Regions from separate parts of the Homo sapiens genome. Here region 1 is linked to region 2. Evidence: read pairs that join two places in POLR2A ChIA-PET (ENCODE). Cell type or tissue: A673. All regions are shown on one strand. Links, peaks and the distances in the headings refer to the core of each region. The heading gives the core; the rest is flanking DNA.

What was found. Peaks named below come from ENCODE experiments on the same cell type or tissue, not always from the same donor. Only the 100,000 strongest peaks of a DNase experiment are listed, where the experiment ranks them.
Region 1: POLR2A ChIA-PET joins it to region 2 with 10 read pairs; 2 of 35 experiments call an interaction of 5 or more read pairs at or near these places.

Annotation. Positions count from the first base shown.
Region 1 is chr7:41,422,234-41,427,620 of GRCh38, reverse strand. No RefSeq gene overlaps it. Among named protein-coding and RNA genes, the nearest start is that of INHBA-AS1, 270 kb to the left of the region's middle. In A673, for the core only: no CTCF peak of the experiment used is centred there; no DNase peak of the experiment used is centred there.
Region 2 is chr7:40,543,962-40,549,348 of GRCh38, reverse strand. The region is part of intron 12 of SUGCT (succinyl-CoA:glutarate-CoA transferase); the gene reads right to left. It overlaps SUGCT-AS1 (SUGCT antisense RNA 1), which reads left to right and starts at 2,330. Exons shown (of 2, transcript NR_183314.1): 1 at 2,330-2,635. In A673, for the core only: no CTCF peak of the experiment used is centred there; no DNase peak of the experiment used is centred there.

The DNA of each region.
Region 1 (5,387 bases), core at 289-5,288, 880 kb before region 2:
GCTTGATCTTCAAGATTACAGGTATCTCAAGGTTTTGTAAAAAGTGTGATAAATACCTTTTAAAAACCAAGCCATTTTATGAAGTGTCCCCTGATGTTTGAGTGTGGTTTATGCATTGTCAATTAAACCTCTTCACGTTATTGGAGGAAGATAAATTTATCCCACATTTGAGAAGTTTCTTGAAACACAGCTTTTAAAAATGATTTATTCAGGAAAACTTATGCAGCAAACATGCTGATTCAGTTGTTACAGGTGATGAGACAATTATACAAATAACTTTTAAAACGATAAATGTGAAAATCTTTTAAGAGAGGTACACAAAGCAGAGGCTTTACAGAAGGTTGAGAATATTAAATCAGAGGAACTAATTAAGGCCTTACAGATGAGGTGTCTTTTGAAGGAGGGATCAAAAGTGATGGCTAAGATTTCAACCAGTAGAAATGAGGACAGAAGTTCTTGTTATTCCAACCGTATAAGCAAAGGCATATAGGCAGGCAAGGTCAAGTCCACTGTGGATACAAGTAGGAAAGTTTTAAAAGGCTGGAAATTTAGGTTAGGGTCACACAAAAGAGGGCTCTGAAAGCCAGGTCAATGGTTTTAGTTTTAATTCAGTTGGCTGCTTTTACAGGGATGAACTATGAAACATGACTGGAGTAGCCCTGTTGGAAGACTAACCTGGCAAATGTCATAATTGGAAAAGAGATGAAGACAGGTACCCTGGTGACAAAACCATTAGGTGGGAAGATTGAGGATCTGAATTAGTTTGGGGACAGTGAGACGGAAAGAAGGGAATGGAGGTGAAGATGTGGCAGGGGCCTTGGGGCTTTCCTAGCTATGGGAAAAGATACAAAGTTTTGAAGTTGATAGATAAAAACAAAGTCATATAGCAGATATGACAATATGATAATGTGGCCCCTAGCAATGGCCTTGGCTGGAAAACAGAGGTACAGCATAGACCTAGAAGATTCAATTCAGTAATAGCTCCTGTCCAGGAATAAATATGGAGATGAAGAGAAGAGTTGGTATACAAGTGTTCAAATAATTCCTGAGTTATCTTCTTTTAATTTCAGGGAACTTGATTCAATATTTTTTAATACAAATGAGTAAAATAAGAAGAATCAAAACACAATATGTGGATTATGTCAGTGGTTCTCAAGCTCTGTGCTCAGAAGAACCGCCTAGGGAGCTGGTATAAATTCCAGACACTCAAGAACACCCCTAAAGATTCTAACTCATAGGTTCTGGGTAGGCTCTAGAAATAAATAATATTCTCACCTATGCTAGATAATTATGAATTAAGTAATCAGAAAAAAAACATGAGAAACAATGGATTATGCATGCAAACTAGTACCTGACACATACATGTAACTTCAGATAATTACGGTGAGTATTGGATATCTGATGTGGCCACCAACCTTCTTTCCAAGGGAAGCGAAGAGCTTCCCATCATGAGTAGCCAGAGGGTTAGTCTCTGACTCATCTTAATCTTTGTTCTCTTTCTGAATCATGTTTAAGCCATCCTCTACTTGTTTATGAACTTTGGGAGCTTTCATTCCCTTGACTGCTGTCTTTATAAGAATGCTGGCTATAGGAACTACTTATACTCCATTTACGTATAGTCCAGTCCATCTTAAAATAGACAATATATAAAACTGTGATCTGCTGCTGCTGCCACTGACAATAATGAGACCCTGGGGAAGTAACCTCACAGAGTTTACATTTTGTCATCTTTGAAATGAAGAGGTCTGACTAGATCATTTTTATGATCCCTTCTCTGATTTTATGGTCTTGTGAGTTATATTCTGGATGCAAATACATTTCAGGGTTAGAAGGAGTCTTAAGTGGGATTTTGCCAGTCTGTCCTTCCAAATGTTGAAACTGCCCTGCCTTTCCTGTCCCTGTTCAGCGTAGGGACTTCAGTTTCCCCAAACAGCTCATTCCTACAGAGGGAAGAGGAATAGCCTCTGTGGCAAGACTCACTTAGGTGAAGCTGGAACGTATCTGTCTGTGTTGACTCTCACACTTCAGAGATTCACCAGCCTGAGGTATTCTTCTCTTATTTTTAGGGTTTTATGATCTCAGCAAACTTTTCTCCACAGTTTTAGATGAAAAATAATAATTTCTGGGCAAAGCACTAGGAAGCCTTGCCCTGAGGGAGCTATAGATTCCTTTTCTGAGGGAGAGATGTTGAAGGTTTTTCAGTGGTGGACCACATGAACAGAAAACAGTGATGAACGGATCGTGGCAATGTTTTATTAACAAAAAGAATGAGTTAAGGGAGTTCAAGATGGGGTCTGAATATTAAATGGATTGAGGCATACGTGCATATTTCTTTTTTACTTTTGTAGTTATCTTTTATAATGGCCCAGTTTTATGCTGTAATTTTATGTATTCATTTCTTATCATGAGATAATACACCTTCAGAAAATAGATTATTAAAATGAAGAAAATTCATCTAAATATTTCAAAACAGGAATGACTAATGCTTTAATATGTATTATTTTAGTCATTTCTTTCTCCCTGTCTCTGCCCATCTCTGTTTCTTTAAGTGTGTGTGTGTGCGCCTGTGTGTGTATGTGTGTGTGTGTGTGAGAGAGAGAGAGAGAGAGAGAAAGAGAGACAGAGAGAGAGAGATTTTATTTTAATGGGCCAATACCATAGATGCTAACCTGATTTTTTTCCCCCAGGTTTTTTCTTTTTAGATTTATTCTTAATGGCAGTCTTGAAGTCCATCTTATGAATACATCACAATTTATTCATCCTATTCTCTTGATTTTAGTGGGGTTAATTTTAAATGGCACATATTATGTAATGACTAATCCCTGCCTTGAATTTCAGCTGTGTGATCAAACCTAGCAGCAAAGGTCCTCAGCACCACATCAGGGCAGTGGTCAGTCCTAACCAACCTGGCCCAGTTGAACAAGACAATCTACTTCCTCTGGTTTTTCTAGAGTCTTTCATTGGGCACCAGTGGGCCCACAGGCCTCATGTGGGGTGCCCAAGGTCTTGTATGACCTCCCCCTGGGGATTGAATGGGCCATACTAGCTGAGTGTAATACCAAAAGCTTTAAGCTTTATTGAAACTGCCACTCTCCCAACAGAAATGGCCTTTCTGACATTATTCCATCCCAGGACATGTGGGCTATAGCAGTTCTTTGGACTCCTAACAGAAAAGAGTTTTTCTGTCCAAACCAAGCAGCTCAAATTAAACCTTCCCTTTTTGTTTTTGTGAGGCTTACTAGCACATACTTAAACCTAGGGAAGAGACCTGTACATTAAGAGCTCCAGTCATAGCACGCGGAAAGATAAGTCCTTCTCATTCCAATAAACTATTGACAGGCTCCTCTGCACATACATTTGTGCCTCTTGCCTTGTCCAATCGAGCCGGAGATTCTAGATCATTACTGCCTTGCATGCTGTGAGCATCTCGTGACCAGTGTGGGCTCTAGCCCTTACAGAGACTCTCTTTGCACTTAACCTTTCTAAAATCATGCTTATAAACCTTTACATTACAGCCTGGTTAGACTTGCTGACATCTCCCTGTGGAGTATGTACCTGGCTGAAAACCACTTGCAATAACTTTTAGCTAAAGTATAATAATACCTGGGTCAGTTATAAGCACCATACCAGGAGGAAAGAGATGAAGGTCAAGCAGAGCTATCTTGGGAGTAGGTTGGACCAAGAACAAGAAATACATATGCTCTGCCCATCGTTTCCTATATCCGCACAGCTGCCATGTCCTGTGAATTCTCCCTCTAAAACATCTCAAACTCATTCTTGTCTATTCATCTCTATTAACTACAGCCCTTGCCCAGGTTACTAGCTATCCTAGTCAGTGCAGGCTACTATAACAAAGTACCATAGACTGAACGGTGCATAAACAACAGAAATTTATTTCTAACCATTCTGGAGGCTGGAAATCTGAGCTCAGGGTGTATTATGACCAGGCTTTATGAGAGCCTCCTTCTTGGTTGCAGACTACCAACTTCTCATTGTGTCCTTACATGGCAGAAAGAAGTCTAGAGAGCTTGCTGGGGTCTTTCTCTCTCTCTCTCTCTCTTTTTTTTTTTTTTCCTTTTTTGAGACAGGGTCTCACTCTATCACCCAGGCTAGAGTGCAATGGCACGATATTGACTCACTGCAACCTCCATTTCCTGGGTTCAGGCGATTCTCCTGCCTCATCCTCCCCAAGTAGCTGGGATTACAGGCACCCGCCACCACCCCCAGCTAATTTTTGTATTTGTGGTAGAGACGGGGTTTCACCACATCGGTCAGCCTGGTCTCGAGCTCCTGACCTCAGGTGATCCACCCGCCTTGACCTCCCAAAGTGCTAGGATTACAAGCATGAGGCACCACGCCCGGCTGCTGGGGCCTCTTTTATAAGGTCACTAATGCCACTCAAGAGGACTCCACCCTCATGGCCTATTCACGTCCCAAAGGTGCCACTTCTTAATGCCACCACATTTTAACACACAAATCTTAGAAACATGCAAATATCTAGTCTACTGTACTACCTTATCTTGTCTACAATATTTCTACAGCTTCCTCAATTGATCTCTCTCAATATTCTTCTGTTACCACCCCATTCATTTCCTGCAGAATAGCTAGAGAGTAGTTGTTTTAAAATATAAGTCTGTTGAGAGGTCGAGAAGGGAGGATCACTTGAGGTCAGGAGTTCGAGACCAGCCTGGGCAACAAAGCAGGACTCCAACTCTACAAAAACAAAACAAAACAAAAACCATTAGCTGGGTGTAGTGGTATGCACCTGTAGTCCCAACTACATGCGAAGCTGAGGCAGGAGGATGCCTGGAGCCCAGGAGTTTGAGGCTGCAGTGAGGCATGATTGTGCTACTGCACTCTAGCTTGGGTAACAGAGTGAGACCCCAACTATTCTAAAAAAAATCTTAAGTCTGATTATATCCTTCCCAATAGAGTTAAAACTCTGAACAGACTTCTTCTCAAATCTGGCCTCGGCCAAATCTCCAGCTTCATATTGTGCCCCAATCCCAGATACAAAGGAGGCTCCTTCTCCCAACTTGGAGGTTTTTATTTAAATGTCAACTACTCAGTGAGGCTGCCTTTGGCCATCTCACACAAAGTTGTAACACCTGTCCCTCCCAACATAGGCCCTAGCCTCTTGGTAGTCTTTTTTGTTTTATTTTTCTCTTTAGCTTGTTTCACCTTCTAACATACTTTACATTTCATTTCCTTATTTTGTTCATTTTCTTTCTTCCCTTCCTGAATGTATGCTTCATGGAAGTCAGGGTTTGTTTATGTGTTTTTAAAATTTTGTCTATTTTGGTTATTGTTTCATTCTGAGTACTTAGAAGAGTTCCTGGCAAATAGGAAATATTTAAAAAATTGTCAAATGAATATTTGTTGAATAC
Region 2 (5,387 bases), core at 194-5,193:
ACAAAAGAGTTTTATTTTTAATATTTTCTATTCATAATTCATTAGCTAAGTCTACAGAAAGTGTATTATCAGACCTAATAACACATAAAAGTCTCCCTTGAAAGAGACAGAATTTTATATTGAGCAGAAACATAATGAAGCCTCTTATACCAGAAATCAGCTTTTCAATGCAAAGGCCAAAACCCTCACTAAGAATTTAACCAAAGAATAGGGTGGGAAATAGGAGAACAAGAAGGTTGTAATCCATACATTCACAAGTGTTCCAAGAGGGCCATCAGAAGGAGATCCAAGGAGAAACTGTTGGGCAAAGAGTATGCCCACTTGAATATAGAGGCCCCAAGGAAAGAGCTCAGTGAGGGCCTCCGGGTAACAAGGTGGTTATTAGGCAATACACTCAAGTCAATTATTGCATGTTTACTTAAAAACTCAATACAAAAATATAAAATATGATACTTCCCTTCAATAAATAGATAAGAAGACATGGATTGGGTGTCCGAAGATAGGAAAGGATGAATAGGAAGAGCCAGCGGGTTTTTAGGGGAATGAAACTATTTTGTATGATAATACACTGATGGATATGATACATGTCATTATACACTGTTTTAAATCCATAGCATGTACAACACAAAGAGTGAGTTCTAATGTAAACAATGGAGTTTGGGATGATAAGGATGGGTCAATGTAGGTTCACTGATTATTGCAAATGTACAACTCTGGGGGTGGGGGAATGCTGATGACGGGACACTATGGATATGTGGGCACGTGGTATATATGAGAAATTCTGTATCTGCTGCTCAATTTTTCTGTGAACCTAAAACTTTTCTAAAAAATAGTCTACTAAAAAAAGAAAAAGTTGGGTGCCATAGTTCATGCATGAAATCCCAGCAATTAAAAAGGCTGAGGCAGGAGGGTTGCTTGAAGACAGGAGGTCAAGATGCACTTAAGCAACAAAGCAAGACCTGTCTTACAAAAACCGTTAAAAATTTTAAAAAATTAGCAGTGTGCCATGGGGTGTGCCTGTAGTTCCAGCTATTCAGACAGTTTAGCGGGGAGGAGCATTTGAGCCCATGAGTTCGAAGCTGCAGTGAGCTATGATTGTACCACTACACTCCAGCCTGGACAATAAAATGAGACCTAATCACAAAAAAAAAAAAAAAAAAAAGAAAGAAAGAAAAGAAGAAAGAAGTTTATAGCTTATTTGGAGGATTAAAATTAAAACACACAAAAAGTAAAGAATGCGAAACAGTATAAAACTGAGGTCACTAAATGAAATACTTGTGTTAAAAAGTTGTAGAAAATATATCTAAGATTATAAGGCTAAAAGGAGACAAAATAGTTAAGAGTTGACATGATAAGGAAAATAAAAATCCCACTTGTAAGAATTTGTTTTAAAAGAGTAAACAGACATGTGCAAAGCTCTATGTATGAAGCTGTATCTCAGCATAAATTACAAACAATCTTGATATTCAACACTGGATTAGTTAAATAAATTATAAAATATCCATAAAGCAAATACACCAAAATGATTAAAAATAATCCTTTCATAGGTATATGTATGTGAATGAAAAATGATAATATATCAGAGTATTATTTCTAATATTTTATAAAACTACACATACACAAAATTTTAAAAAGCTATAAAGAGAAGTAACCTCTGATCCTTGAATTAAGGAAAACATTTATTTCCTTCTTTTGTTTATCTCTATTATCTGCATTTTTATAGTATGCATTTACTTTTTGTAATTCAAATAAGAGCTGAAAGATAATCTTAGTATCTCAGAACAATCTGGAACTCAATGTTGGCATTCCCTCCTTTTCTCTCTGAATCCAAAATTAGATATAATAAGATTAAGTCCATAAAAAAGTTTTGAAATAAATAAAACACTCTACTTAAAGTAATAATAATAAAAAAGACATAGCCATTATAAGTTTTTAAGGAAGGTATGATGGTTATTTTATGCATAAACTTGACAGGGCCACAGGGTGCCCAGACATTTGGTCAACCATTATTCCAAGTGTGCCTGTGAGTTTGTTGTTGGAAGAGATTAACTTGTGAATCAGCAAACTAAGTACAGTAGCTCTCAACCAATCAACCGAAGACATGAATGGGGACAAAAAGGCTACGAGGGAACTTTGCTTGCCTCGCTGTTTGAGTTGGGACATTGGTCTTCTCTGATCCTCAAAGTGGAACCACATCACCAGCTTTCCTGGCTTTCCTGCTTGTCAACTGCAGATCTTGGGACTGATCACATGATTCAATTACTCATAAGTCACATGCATATGACTAGTCTCTTCTGTAGTTGTCAGGGTTCTCCAGAGAAACAGAAACAGAAGCAATAGGAGATATATCTCTTATTACATTAAGTCTCCTATTGCTTCTGTTTCTCTGGAGAACTCTAATACATAAAAGATTATGATTAGAATTATGCTTGAAGAAGGTTAATCTTATAATGGCATGCAGAGCGGAGCTGGGCAAGGCCAGAGGCTAAATATGGAGCCAGAAAGATACTGCAGAAAGTGAGCAAAAAGGATGAGTGGATGGCCTGGGGTGGAATCCGTGAAAAAGGGCAGATTGTCAGTCTCAGGAAATCAACAGGACTGAGTTCTAACTTCAGCTGGGCTACTATGCCCTGGGGTAAGTCACTGCCCTCGCCTAAGCCTCTGATTCTTCATCTATAATGTGAATTTGATAGATCATAAATCTTCCAGGGTCCTTTTCTATTCTATGAGTCTAAGAGTCTGTTGTCAATAGGAAAAAATATTTAGAGGCTTTTATTCAAACTGTGAATACATTGGCTTAATTTTGTTGTCTTACACTGAATATTCCATCAGTGCTCAATAAATAATACATTAAGCCAGCTCTTTTGGACTTCAGGCTTTAATTTTAATGCCCTGACTTTTGGCAAACTCTTTACAATATCAATTACTTTATTAACTTTGCAAACATATAATGAAAAAATGGGCACATTACTTTGAAATAGGCCTGTCTTAATCTAATTACCTTTCTTAAGGAAAAAAGCCAATTTATGAGTATAATTATTTCATATCAAATAATTTATTGATAATGAAACATTAAATAACCACAGCACTTGATGTAATTTGAGGACAGCGCACAGGAGTTAAAGTGAGGTTCCAGTATTCCAAAGAGCCATGCCAGTGTGATACGTGTGAATTCTTTTCCCATTGGTCTGCTACATGTAATGATGTCCTGTGTCTAAGTCTGAGCTAGGGCAGGAGGAAAGAGTGTTGTTAAATTTATTCCAAATAGAAATCCCATGTCAAAGGTGAAAGACATTTGAGTGCTGGGCTTGAAGATTAACTTCCTGGATGTTGAACTTCATGTGATCCATATGATGTATGATTCTGATTTTATAGATACACATGACTGAGCCTATCTGATCAAATTAAGGCAATCTTACAAACAAATCAGTAGGCCACAGATGCAATAAGCCCACAGAGAGTGCATTGTTTGAATCACATTCATTAATGCCATCTTCATCCCCATCACACAGTTCTCTGGGTATTTCCAAAGTCAAATGTTTAAAAGAACACACCCATGATTCTTCTGTGGCAAGCATACTTTGTTATTCTCTATATAACTGTAAAAATCAAACAGAAAAAGAAAGGAAGAAAAAAGGATGGTACACCAAATCTCTTTTCAGCCTGTTATCTGATCTCTTAGAACCTGGACACACAAACCAACTCTTACTTTCATAAAATTATTCTCCTTCCTTTGTCTTGGTTTCTTTTTACAATGAAAACTGGATCTAACAGCGTTAATGTCCGGAAGCTTTCAGGTAAGGCCATATTTTACATCATATTTTATTGGTCTTGGCAGTAAACTTGGAATTAGCCATTAAGTCAGGATTTCTCATCTCGTCAACTCCAGGAAAAATGCAATAGACAAAGGAGAAACAGCCAGAGACCTTGACCAACAGAACTATATTAAACCAGTAAAACAAAAAGTATTCCATGTGTGCTCCAGTAAGAAAGAAGAAAGGAAGGCTCAACATTTCTATCATGAGGACTTCTTCCAGCAGAGAGGCTCCACAGGAGACCTTTCATTGACCTTCACTGAGAAATACCGAATATGTCATGACTTTCTTCAACTCCACCTCTTCAGTCCATGCTATCAGTTGAGGTTTATGAGAGCTGAGCTATCATTTCTAAAGACAGAGGAATTTGTTCCAAAAATATCTGGCTTTCCACCCCCACCTTCATTTATAAAACAAACCATCTAAGTCTTTCAGGCTATTTTTCCACCAGCTTGTTTATAATGTGGTAATGATTATGCTAATACCAGTTGGGAATACATTCTATGTGGACATGTTGTGGGAATGTGATTGGAGTGTGTGGGGGAGAGGAGAGGGCTGTATAAGTGCATGAGGAGAGCTATTCTATAAAATTATAGTACATGCCCTCTTTCCATATTTACTAGTTTTTGTAAGCTCCTTCTCAAATGGGAAATAGACCATGCTTCCTTTCCAGAAGGATAGTTATTGAATAACGAACACCATGTGTTCTGCTATGTCTTATTTGTCTGAGCACTCTGCAGCTATTTTCTAAACCAAATTAATAACAGTATACTAAACTGATTTCCCTAGTGAAAACTGCTGGCTACTACCAATGTCAGTATGTACACCCCACTGCTCCCCAAAGCTTAGGTAATCACTGCATAACCAAAGTCTACAACAGCCCCAGAGTGGGGGCAAGGCAGCTTTCATGGTACACAAGGGAAAATTGACAGCCTCTAATTAAATGAGACTGTTTACACAAGCGATAGAGTATTACAACACTTTCCCTACAAAAAGAAGAGAATGTGAAATTTCAGAAAAGACAGATTTAATGTGGAACTTGTCACCACCGTCAGCTTCGGCATGATAAAATGCACATGGAAAGTCCCTTGCAGCAAGCCCGCTGCAAAGAAGATTCTTCCTTCGTCTGGGTCAGAGGGTGTGGATGTCTCTAAAGAAAATGCTACCTCTCCTTTGCTCACACACCCACTTGCGGCACAGTGAGCTTTCCACAGCATATATGGGATCTGTGGGCTGAATGCTGGAGACACAGGGGCCAGAGCCTGGCAGTGAAGACTCCTGGGTTATGGAGGAAAAAGGAAGTATCTCCTTTCTACAAATTAAGAAAATGCACATCCACATGACAGCTTAACACAGGACACCGGGTGTGTACAGAAACTGCCCTAAAAAAAAAAAAAAAAACCTCCCACCTTCACCCAAGCCAAGTAAGTTGTAAGCAAAGACAACACAATTCTGGTAGTCAACTGATCTCAAAAGGGATCTCTAATTTTTAATATTACATTACTCCAAACTAGAGTGCCTCCTTACCAAGTATGATTTTTGTCACATCAATATATGGGCATTTTTGTGAAG